Linked DNA regions of Homo sapiens: region 2 is linked to region 1. Evidence: chromatin contacts called from ENCODE Hi-C or POLR2A ChIA-PET data. All regions are on one chromosome and are shown on one strand. Each heading gives the region's core, a stretch centred on a gene start or an enhancer-like site at or near the end of the contact. The rest is flanking DNA. Distances are from core to core; before and after follow the strand shown. Region 1 holds the start of CCN1 (cellular communication network factor 1). Region 2 holds the start of SYDE2 (synapse defective Rho GTPase homolog 2).

The links. A loop is a pair of places that touch in the nucleus more often than their neighbours do. ChIA-PET counts read pairs that join two places held with the same protein, here RNA polymerase II (POLR2A). Pooled maps may share reads with other maps.
Region 2: a loop to region 1 is called in a map of gastrocnemius medialis, with 7 times the contacts of the local background. The contact joins the promoter of SYDE2 here to the promoter of CCN1 in region 1. A Hi-C loop is called at or near these places in 1 of 168 maps with a recorded cell type or tissue (gastrocnemius medialis) and 10 of 50 pooled maps. POLR2A ChIA-PET finds 5 or more read pairs at or near these places in 1 of 52 experiments (H1).

Annotation. Positions count from the first base shown.
Region 1 is chr1:85,577,983-85,583,576 of GRCh38, reverse strand. It overlaps CCN1 (cellular communication network factor 1), which reads right to left and starts at 2,816. Exons shown (of 5, transcript NM_001554.5): 1 at 2,530-2,816; 2 at 1,999-2,212; 3 at 1,293-1,649; 4 at 953-1,161; 5 at 1-837. The coding sequence starts at 2,592. The coding sequence ends at 535. It also overlaps a transcript of DDAH1 not described here. RefSeq lists enhancers at 1,158-1,679, 2,946-2,995, 2,726-3,248 and silencers at 2,096-2,145, 2,156-2,205, 2,216-2,275, 2,706-2,835.
Region 2 is chr1:85,198,277-85,203,526 of GRCh38, reverse strand. SYDE2 (synapse defective Rho GTPase homolog 2) reads left to right here and starts at 2,511. Exons shown (of 7, transcript NM_032184.2): 1 at 2,511-3,275. The coding sequence starts at 2,531. It overlaps LOC124904207 (a long non-coding RNA gene), which reads left to right and starts at 3,285. Exons shown (of 2, transcript XR_007066199.1): 1 at 3,285-3,376; 2 at 3,488-5,250. RefSeq lists a silencer at 1,623-2,772 and an enhancer at 2,785-3,396.

The DNA of each region.
Region 1 (5,594 bases), core at 1,567-4,066:
ATAAATAAAACATTCAGTCTTAAAACACCTGATTTCTGTTTGCAGTTTAGAGTGCAGATAGCTGCCTCTCACAGACACTCATGGAGTGTCCCCCTTCAGGAAGGGATGGAATGCCCTCCCATTTACTTTTGTCAAAGGACGAATAAAAGCTTTAAACTGTCCAACTAATCTTATTATCTCTTTTACGACTGTAGAACCCCAAAAGGAAAAAAGCCTAGAGAAAATATGCTTAGCAAATAATTTACAAACAGAAAACAGAAAGTCATCAACTCCACAAGCTCCAAAATGAAGCAGTAACATGTGCTCCAATACTATGAAGCAAAGTATTCTCCAATCGTGGCTGCATTAGTGTCCATCCGCACCAGCACCCTTGGCAGTTTCGAAATACCTTAATGCTCCTCAAGAATGAGCAAGGCTTCCTTTCTACAATGAGTCCCATCACCCACACCACCCCCGCCCATTTTCTCCATGATTCTGATTCTGACACTCTTCTCCCTTGTTTGTCTAGGTGTGCCCTGGAAACCCAGGTAGCATTTAGTCCCTAAATTTGTGAATGTCATTGAACAGCCTGTAGAAGGGAAACGCTGCTTCATTGGCATGCGGGCAGTTGTAGTTGCATTTGCAGGACTGGATCATCATGACGTTCTTGGAAAATGTCTCCCCATCTTCGCAGCGGAACCGCATCTTCACAGTCCTGGTCAGCTGGGGCGTGCAGCATCGGCCGTCCACGCAGGAACCGCAGTACTTGGGCCGGTATTTCTTCACACTCAAACATCCAGCGTAAGTAAACCTGACTGGTTCGGGGGATTTCTTGGTCTTGCTGCATTTCTTGCCCTTCTGTAAGAGAAAGGAGAGAAGGAAAGTTAGGGGTGATATTTCTCTTTCTTCAAAAAGATGTTCACATCCCACCCACCTGCCAGGCAACAGTCTACACGTCCCTGAAGGAACTTACTTTCAGGCTGCTGTACACTGGCTGTCCACAAGGCCGCACCTCACAAATCCGGGTTTCTTTCACAAGGCGGCACTCAGGGTTGTCATTGGTAACTCGTGTGGAGATACCAGTTCCACAGGTCTTTGAGCACTGGGACCATGAAGTTGTTTGAACAATACATTTCTGGCCTTGTAAAGGGTTGTATAGGATGCGAGGCTCCATTCCAAAAACTAGAGACATATAAGAGGGAAGACTTCTCAGAGGCATACCGACACAAACAGGCTCAAGCACTCATTTCTACAAAGATTTAGACCAGAAATGCATCTCAGTACAGTGTCTGAAGTGCTCAGTCTCCACTTACCAGGGAGCCGCTTCAGTGAGCTGCCTTTTCCAACTGCAATCAATTCATTGTTTCTCGTCAACTCCACCTCGGAGGCATCGAATCCCAGCTCCTTGCCAAGGAGGCCGTCCTGGTCCTCCATGGGGTCCTTGATACTATCCTCGTCACAGACCCACTCCTCGCAGCACTGCCCGGTAACTTTGACCAGCCGAGGGTTGGGACAGCCCAAGTTGGGGAGAGATAGTTCTTGGGGACACAGAGGAATGCAGCCCACGGCGCCATCAATACATGTGCACTGATGTTTACAGTTGGGCTGGAAACTTTCCCCGTTTTGGTAGATTCTGGAGTTATATTCACAGGGTCTGCCCTCTGACTGAGCTGCAAAGATCACCAAAAGAGAAAGGTAGAAGGGGATAAAGTTAAGATTCCAAACCACCGCCTGAAACTCATACATATTTTCTGCTGTTAAATTCAATTTATGGTAAAGTTCCCTACAATTCCCCGGAGACTCCAGACCAGAACAATAAGTTAGTCAGGAATCACTTTTCCGTATGCGCTTTCGTTGGGCCCAGACACACTGAATTGCATTCCAGACTGCTGAAATCATGTGCCTTTCTGCCAAGCTACCAACAACAAAGCATCACCATACATGGTCTCAGAATTACTAAACTTCTGGACTATGGGGACTAGTATTTTTTTTAAAGGGGCCAAACCACAAGCATCTTACCTCTGCAGATCCCCTTCAGAGCGGTGGAGCTGGCGCCGAAGTTGCATTCCAGCCCCTTGGTGTGGTCGCAGGGCTGCGTTTTGCTGCAGTCCTCGTTGAGCTGCTTGGCGCAGACCTTACAGCAGCCGCAGCCGTCCCGGACCAGCCCGACTCCCGGCGCGCACTTGGGCGCCTCCAGGGGGCAGTGGCAGGCAGCGGGGCAGGTGGAGAGCGCCTGGAAGGGGGAGAAGATACGCGTGAGACTCGGCGCGGTGCGCAGGAGGGGCGCCGCGGCTGCCGCAGTGAGGGACGGGGGTCTCCGACCCTATCGACGGGGAGCCTCTGATCTCGTCCAGCCCGGCCACCTCGGAAGGCTGCTCCCACCAAGAGGTCCCGACACGTCTTCGGGGGGAGGGGGAGAGTGCTTAAAGAAACGGCTACCCGCAAACGATCGCGAACTTTTTAACTTTTCCTGCCGTGGGCAATCTGGGACCAGGGGAAGGGGCTGGAGAGCGGACGGGGAATAGGTGGCAAAAGGAGAGTCCAACTCACCAGCCTGGTCAAGTGGAGAAGGGTGACGACTAAGGCGAGCGCCCTGGCGATGCGGGAGCTCATTGTGGCGCGCAGGAGTAGCCCGGGGCGAGCGCGGCGACGAAGACGCCAACAAGCTGGTGTGCAGCGGACAGGCCGTGCGCAGCGGGGTCGGGGTGGCGGCGCGGTGGGCCCGGTGGGCAGGGAGGCGAGGGCTGGGCGGCGGGCGGGCGTCTTTCGCTCGAGGTCCCGGCGGAGAAGGCGCGGAGGGCGCGGGCGCTGCTCGGGGGCGCTCTCGCTCGCGGTCTGCCCAGGCGCCCCGGAGCCCGCCTTTTATACGGGCCGGCGGAGGCGCCGCGTGTTGCAGTGACGTCGGCTCTGTCTGCGCGTTCCAGAATTCTCAAACATCTCAGGAATGCTGGTTGGCGCGGGCTGCTGCCAAGCGCCTCCCCTGGCTCCATTGCACCTTTGTGTGTGTGTGTGTGTGTGTGTGTGTGTGTGTGTGTGTGTGTGTGTGTGTGTGTCTGTGTGTGTGTCTGTCTCCCAGACCCGTCAAGAAAACAGTTCGGGGGGTGTGTGTGTGTGTGTGTGTGTGTGTGTGTGTGTCCCAGACCCGTCAAGAAAACAGTTCGTTTTTTCCACCTTAAATTACGACTTATGTTGGGAAGGGTTCTTTGGGGCGTGATGGTGGTGATGGTAGTTGGAGGGTCGTGAGGGGCGAGGGGGGCCAGTTCAGAACTTTGCCTGGACTGGGTGGGTGGGAGGACCTGAGAGGGAGGAACAAAAGTCGTTTTGTTTGGTGATGCGAGTTGACCGGGCAGCCACTGAAGCCCTCACCCGGGAAGGCAGTGAGCTGTTTGCTTTTTTACAGCGAAGGTGAGAGGCAAGTTATCTGTTGAAAGAGTAGAACGGGGAAGAGGAGTGTGTCTCTGAGTCAGGAATATTTGTGGACTTCAAAGAGGCGTGTTCGGAACAAGTCCCAAAGCTTTGGCATGATGTTTATTAGCAAAGTTCAGTGAATTGCAAATTAATACCCACAGTGGCATTTATGAATGAAAAGGCGGGGGGGGGGTGGGGCGGGGGGAAACTTGCCCATCGTCTGGCAAATTCCCAGGCAGAGGTCTCCCCCACTCCTCCAGCCCTTCCCTCTTTTGGGTATGTTGTACTTGTTTGTTTTTGGAGGTTCCCACTTTAGTTCCAGCCCACTGCCTGGGTTGGAAGTCCGAGAGGAAACGAACGCGGGGAGTTCTCCGGGAGGCTGACTTATACTTCCTCACGGATGCAGGAGACGGGGTAAGCCCTTCCCGCCTCCCTCCGCGGGCAGGAGGCTATGCTAACCAAGCAGCCAGCCAGAAGTGCAGGAGACCACCGTGGAGTGGCCTGAAATCATCACCTGCAAAGACCGCAAGGCCAAACCAGATTCCAGGACCATTGTGCCCTATGAATCTCTGGGAAAAGCAGACTCCTTCAAGCTGGACATTTTGTGGGGTTTTTAACTCCTTTCCTAGGGACCACTGGAAGCCTCCCATTTTAAATGAATTGCAATGCCCTTCTCTCCAAGTACAGAAAAGAGATTTAGGATGTAATATTTTGCAGTAAAAATGTCAGCAGATTTTAAGATCCCGTTCTACTTGCAACACACTCAGTAGAAGACCCCACCACAAGACAATTTACTTGAACATCACCAATACCATTAGTGTGATTGATAAACTTTCCCTGCAAGTTTCAAAAACTTTTTGCATAATTTTAATAAAAATTATCATGTAAGACTCATATGCTCTAGGATAACTACTTATCCTTTTTAATGTTTAAGGCTATTCAGACTTCATAATTTAGCAGTCTTGCTTGAAAAGGCCCTTAGTGCTAATGCTGACTTTCCTGATAAGCACAATGAGAATCTGTCAGGATGAAAACACACTCCAGTGAAGAGAATTCTTGCAGGAAGGAGTTCAGTTTCATTCATTCCAAAGTGCCCTTTCATAAATGGAAGCAGCATTTGCTAGAGGGAGTGGGATCTCTAAAGCTCTGTTAGAGGGTTAGGGGTGGGAGACTTTTCAAGACAATGGATTGTCAGGTGTTATGCAAATACAGTGAGGAAAGTGTGGGCCCAACACGTACACAGGTTAATACATCAATTATTATTTACAAAACACTGTTTTTCCTGCCTTATCATTTCATTATTGTTTCCTTCTTAATGAAGTGACGGGGGGCGGGAGGGGGGAGGAGGGGTGCAGGGACAGTACTGGTTGAACTAGAGAGAGAATGGAGAGGAGGGTTCCTGGCTTCTGTTGTGGCGTCTTTTCTATTTGACTTCATGGTTGTAAGTATTTCCAGATGGTGAATCAGACACCAGACGTAACAATATTTCCATATTTGGGTATAGCAGTAGCCTGCGTTTTTAACATTTTTCTGCCTCTGTTATCCAACCACAAAGCATTCTTGACAGCTTCAAATGTTGTTAAATATAGATTTAACTTCTCTTCCCAGAGCAGGAAATTCTTTGGAATTCCTTGTTTTTCACGCAATCTGTCCATCATGATTTAAAATAAAAGCACAGTGGATCATCCAACTGGCCGTATATACCTTAATTGGAGGTTGGGGATGGGGGACGGCAGAGATCCAGTCTGCCGCACTGCGTTCAAACACACGCCATTCCAGAGATTCCTTTAAAATCACATTAAAGTTTTTTTAACAAGGGTGTGTGGGTTTGTTTCTGGACTTCAACTGGGGAATCTTGAGGATGAGTTTGCCCCAGAAGAGAAATTTAGAGAACCTTACCGTCAGCTGCCCATTTAAAGCAGGGGGTGTGTTGTGGGATGGGGGTGGGAAGCTGGAGCAACAGGGCCAGGAGGTGTGGGAGCGGGAGACACTAGAGTAACCTATGTGCACAGCCTCTCCATATACCATGTGCTGTTGCGCCTGCTAGTAATCGACGACATTAGGCAAGAGAAACAGCGGCTCCTCAAGTCCTGCCCAAAGACCGTCCAGAAACCCCAGCCTCCCGTCGCCTTCTCGCCGCCTCCGCTGGGAGCCGCAGATCAGTCCAAGTTGACGGACAGGAGGCGAAATGTGCAAATGTTTATGGG
Region 2 (5,250 bases), core at 1,262-3,761, 380 kb after region 1:
AACAAAAAACAGTAACTATACTATGGGTGGGAATAAAGTAATATTGAAGTTTAGAACTTGAGTTCCCGTCTGGGAGATCAGAGATGACTTCATAAACAAGAAGGCAGTTGAGCTGAGTTTTATTATTTTATTCTTATTATTTTGAGACAGAATCTCCCTCAGTCATCCAGGTTGGAATGAAGTGTCATGATCTCGGTTCATTGCAGCTTCAGCCTCACAGGCTCAAGTGATCCTCCCACCGCGGCCTCTAGAGTAGCTAGGACTACAGGTGCACACCACCACATCTAGCCAATTTTTTTTGTGTTTTTTTTTTTGTTTGTTTTTGTTCCTCGTAGAGACCAGGTTGTGCCATGTTGTCCAGGCTGGTCTTGAACTCCTGGGCTCAAGCAATCTGCCCATCTCAGCCTCTCAAAGTGCTAAGATTACAGGCATGAGCCACCCCGCCTGGCCTAGAGCAGAGTTTTAGAGAGTGGGTAAGATTTCTGCAAATATTCTCTCTTATCTGCAAATCTCAGATGCAGGTAACAATTATTCCAGAAAGCAGAGACTAGGTACTAATAAAGGTAGTATAGTCAAAGCACATTCAGAGATTGGAGCCACTGGACAACAAGAAAACAACTGACATAGGAAAATATACTGCAGTTGCAAATAAGGTAAATTAGGGCAAAATTATTTCATTTTATTCAGTAATGCAAACATTTATTTATTCAACAAATATTTTCTTAAGTATTTGAGTATCTACTAAGTGCACGCACTGTGCTAGGTGTCAGCATATTTATGAGTAACTCAGAAAAAGGCCCTTTCTACTATGTAAACACTAAAAAAAGTAACTCAAATCAGGGATGATAGCACGACTGATTCTTATCAGTCACTGAATCAATTAATCTCTGGCAACGAGGGGTACTTGAGTTTGCAACTGCTGCCCAGAACCTGGAATTTAACGTTTTTGGGAGACAGCCGGTATTTCTAGATTACACTGTGTCTCAACTTCAATTCAATTGCTTCTCAACTCACTATTTAAATTAAAATGAAGTGTTAACTTTTTTATATTAGAAAGCTGCAAACCTGTATGATAATCTTGTAGGTAGGGTGATGAGGGACATAATATTTGTGGCTCCATTTTACAAGTTTTGGCTGATGTAATAATTTTGTTAGCATGCATTAACTGAAATAAAGAAGGAAAAACAGACTTAAAAGAGACATCGGTGGGTGGGTTTTGTTTTGTTTTTGATAAAAGAACTCTTATAGAAAAGGAATCGCTGCAAATTTCTTTTAGCTAGCTAGCTCTCTGGGCGATTAAAATGATTGATACATTTCTAGAACACATGCACCGAGATACACCTGCACTCGTACTTTGTCCGTCAAAACAATCTTTGTTTTCTCTCAAGCTAGGACTTGCTGTGCCTAAGACACACCTCGTGCAGCGGTGGCGGTGAAGGTGCTGGGGTGACAGCCAGGAGGGCACTTTCCCTTTCTCGGGCTCCCTAACCAAAACTTTGCAGCCACCAGCCCAAACTCACGTTCCTGCTCGTTCTTCTTTCCCCTGCCTCAACTCTCCCCGCACCCTTCGCGCTCTGTGCGCCCACCCCTGCTTCCGTCGGTCAGCTTCAGCCGACCTACTACTCAACCTACCGGCCCGCGCCCTCCGCCTCCACCTGCACCACTCGCCCACCCCGAGAACCCACCTCTGCCGCCCCCGGCCCGCGCGCCCCGTCGCGGCCCGGGGCTCCGGGGCATGCGCGTTGCGGCGCCACCGCCCTCCCCCACGCCTTCCCGCGGCAGAGTTATGCCAAGTATGTGAGGAGCCGGCGAGGGCCAGCGCCGGTCATGGGGAGCCGCCGCCGCCTCCGCCTCCGCCTCCGCGAGCGCGGTTTTCTCCCCAGCGGGGCTCCGACCTCTCCCCCTGGCGGGGGTGAGCCTCGCGGCTAAGGCAGAGGGGATGGCGGACCCTCTGAGGAGGACGCTGTCCAGGCTCCGGGGAAGGCGGGGTCCCCGCGGCACCGGGGGGCTAGGGCTCCGGGCGGCAGCCGCAGCTGCGGTGGCGGCCTCTTCGGCAGCCGCGGGAGACGCCTGGGGTGCCGCAGACACCCTCCCACGTGAGCACGCCGGGGGACACGGGCGGAGCCTACAGCAGCCCTCGCCGTCACCTGAGGCGTGGGGTCCCGGGGCGCGGGTCCCCGGAGGGCACCCGGAGCAGTTGGGGGCGCTCGGGCCTCGGCCGCGCGGCGGGCAGGAGGCCGCCCCCCAGAGCCATGGGCTCGCTCACGCCCCTCCGCACTCCCCGGAGGGCTCCGAGGACAGCGGAGAGGAGGAGGAAGACGACAAGGACGAAGACGACTACGACGCCGACTACTACGAAAACCTGCCCGGCGGCTCGCAGTCTGCGCCCGAGCCTGAGGGGGCGGAGGCGGAACGGCGTCCCCCGCCTCCCCCAGCGGCGGGCTCCTCCCTGGGGGCGGAGGGCGGCCGCCTGGAGACAGGCAGGCTGCGGACCCAGTTGCGAGAGGCCTATTATCTGCTGATCCAGGCCATGCACGACCTGCCCCCTGACTCGGGCGCGCGGCGGGGCGGCAGGGGCTTGGCGGATCACAGCTTCCCCGCGGGAGCCCGGGCTCCGGGCCAGCCGCCTTCCCGCGGCGCCGCGTACCGCCGAGCCTGCCCCCGGGACGGGGAGCGGGGAGGCGGCGGACGCCCTCGGCAGCAGGTGTCCCCGCCCCGGTCGCCTCAGAGGGAGCCGCGGGGAGGCCAGCTGCGGACTCCTCGGATGCGGCCGTCCTGCAGCAGAAGCCTCGAGAGCCTCCGGGTGGGTGCCAAGCCGCCTCCCTTCCAGCGGTGGCCGAGCGACAGCTGGATCAGGTGCGGCGCGCACCGGGACTGGGACGAGCCCCCGCCACGTGGAGGCAGGATGGACGGCTGGAGTGGGGACCGCGCCCGGGCGGCTGCACCCACCGGCCTCCAGCCTCCAGGCTGCAAGGACCACGGCTGCTCCTCGGGAAGCCCTTTCAGGGATCCAGCGGGGTCCTCTGTGATACGCAGTGGCAAAGGAGACCGCCAGGAAGGCCCCTCCTTCCTCAGGCCGCCGGCAGTGACAGTCAAGAAGCTGCAGAAGTGGATGTACAAAGGGCGTCTGCTGTCCCTGGGAATGAAGGGTCGTGCCCGTGGGACGGCTCCCAAAGTCACAGGAACGCAGGCAGCCTCCCCAAATGTGGGCGCTTTGAAAGTGCGTGAAAACCGTGTCCTGTCGGTGCCTCCAGACCAAAGAATTACGCTGACAGGTAGGATACTTTGCGATGAAAATGCTAGCACCGCGAGCCTTACTGTTTACCGACTGGGCTTCTGTCTTAAGAGCCAAGAAAAAGTTATGTTTTTGCGACAGGTACGTTACCGGGCGAAAGTAAGTGTCATGTAAGTGGCAGCTTAAAGTAATTTCGGGGTTACTTAATGTAATGCATTTACTCGTTTTGCTTTTTTTTTTCTTTTTAATCAGACAATGGCATGAAGAATTGAGGTTGTGATTTCTTCTCGAAAAACCAGTGTGTCTATTCCCTAAGTATTACCTAAAGGAGTAAAGGTTAAGTATAACACACTTTTAGTAGGTTTACAGATGGGCGGCACTGTCTTGATTTTTATTCTTTGTAGCTCTAGGCAAATCCGTAGACTTTTGTGGAGTTTGTAAATTTGAATTTGATTCAAGGTAGATTTTATAGGCTTCATAAACTGTCATTTTACTCATTACAACTTTTTTTTTTTGCCTCTCCCAGGCACGCACACACATGCATACATACACACAACCAAAAACCCAAACAAATCAAACAAAAAAAACCCTACCATAAGTAGAATTTTTTAGTCAGGTAGTATTTCACATACACCATCTCTCCACCTGCCTCCCCCCGACAAAGAAACCTCAACAAAGTAATCTTTTTATTGTGAAAAATCAAGGACACTAACATTTTAATCAAAAGAAAAATGTTCCTCAGGTAGTTTTGTTTTTAAAGCAGTCATTTGCAAACTTAAATCCTATTTATAAGAGAAGTAAATTAGTTTTTTAAAAAGTATATTGATCCTTATAATAGGATTAAGCTCCCTATTTTGTATGTGCATGATTTTTAACTATCACTGAAGGTTTAGGTTATCAATTCTAGAAACCAGTCAATTATGTTGTAAATATCAAAATATCTTTCCTGAAAGGAGTATAATATCTTCAAAGTGAGCCAAAACAACATGGTCTTTTGAATACTCTTACATATAAAAATTTTTAGTGATCATAAAGACTTATAAGTCAGGAATAATTTGGAAAACATTAAATCCTGAAATGTAAAAGGTATTCACAGTACTTGGCGGTTTCTCTGGTAGTAATTATAAATCCTACAGGACTGGATTTATACACATTAACTTTGTTTAACCAATAAACACACAACAGTGGGGAGAAACAAAGTTCACAAAACTTCTTATCAAACAATGAAGACAAATCAAATGATTCATTCAAAGTGTGTGCCAACTTGCAAAGTTTTTTCCTGTCTATACGGCTCTAATACACACCTGTCAAATTTTATTCTCAAGGTTAAATATTCCATTTCACTTGAACAAAAGGATAATAGAATGTAAATTCTTTGTTGAGAGGTGTACTTTATACTAAGTTCATATTAAACATGCATTTCCAGGAGTAATTTGTAATCATTTATTATATTTTATTGCCACAATATTTTTACCTCCCCCCCTTTGGCTTAGTTTTAACTCTTGGTACCATAGTTGAATTTCAGCCATAACAAAAAATAGTCAAATATTTTTCACCCTTTTGTCACAGAGCTAAAACACTTACCATGTGATGGCTTTTAATGCCCTCAGTAGTAAACATTCAAGGATTTTTAAAGTAATAAATATAGTTCCTTTAAGAATGAATTTGATTTTTGCATTAAGCAACTAATTAAATGAAACTGCTAACTTAGAAATTAAAATGAAACAATTATTATGTGATAATATTTTAGATATTTTATGAGAAATCTAAGCCAAAGCTACCATAATCTCTGGTTTAAACAACTCTCAGATGTTACTTCCTTTTAAACCACTAATTCATTTTTCAGGAGAGATGAAAATAATTTGTGCAGTGTTTACATATCTAGTATAGATTTGGAGAGCTTTTTAAAAAAATTATTTTTCATGAAGTTTAGTTGGTCTTACTAAGTCCATTCTGGATACATTAGGTGGTTCTCATACAATTTTTATAGCCCCCAAAATGGAGATATGCTGTCA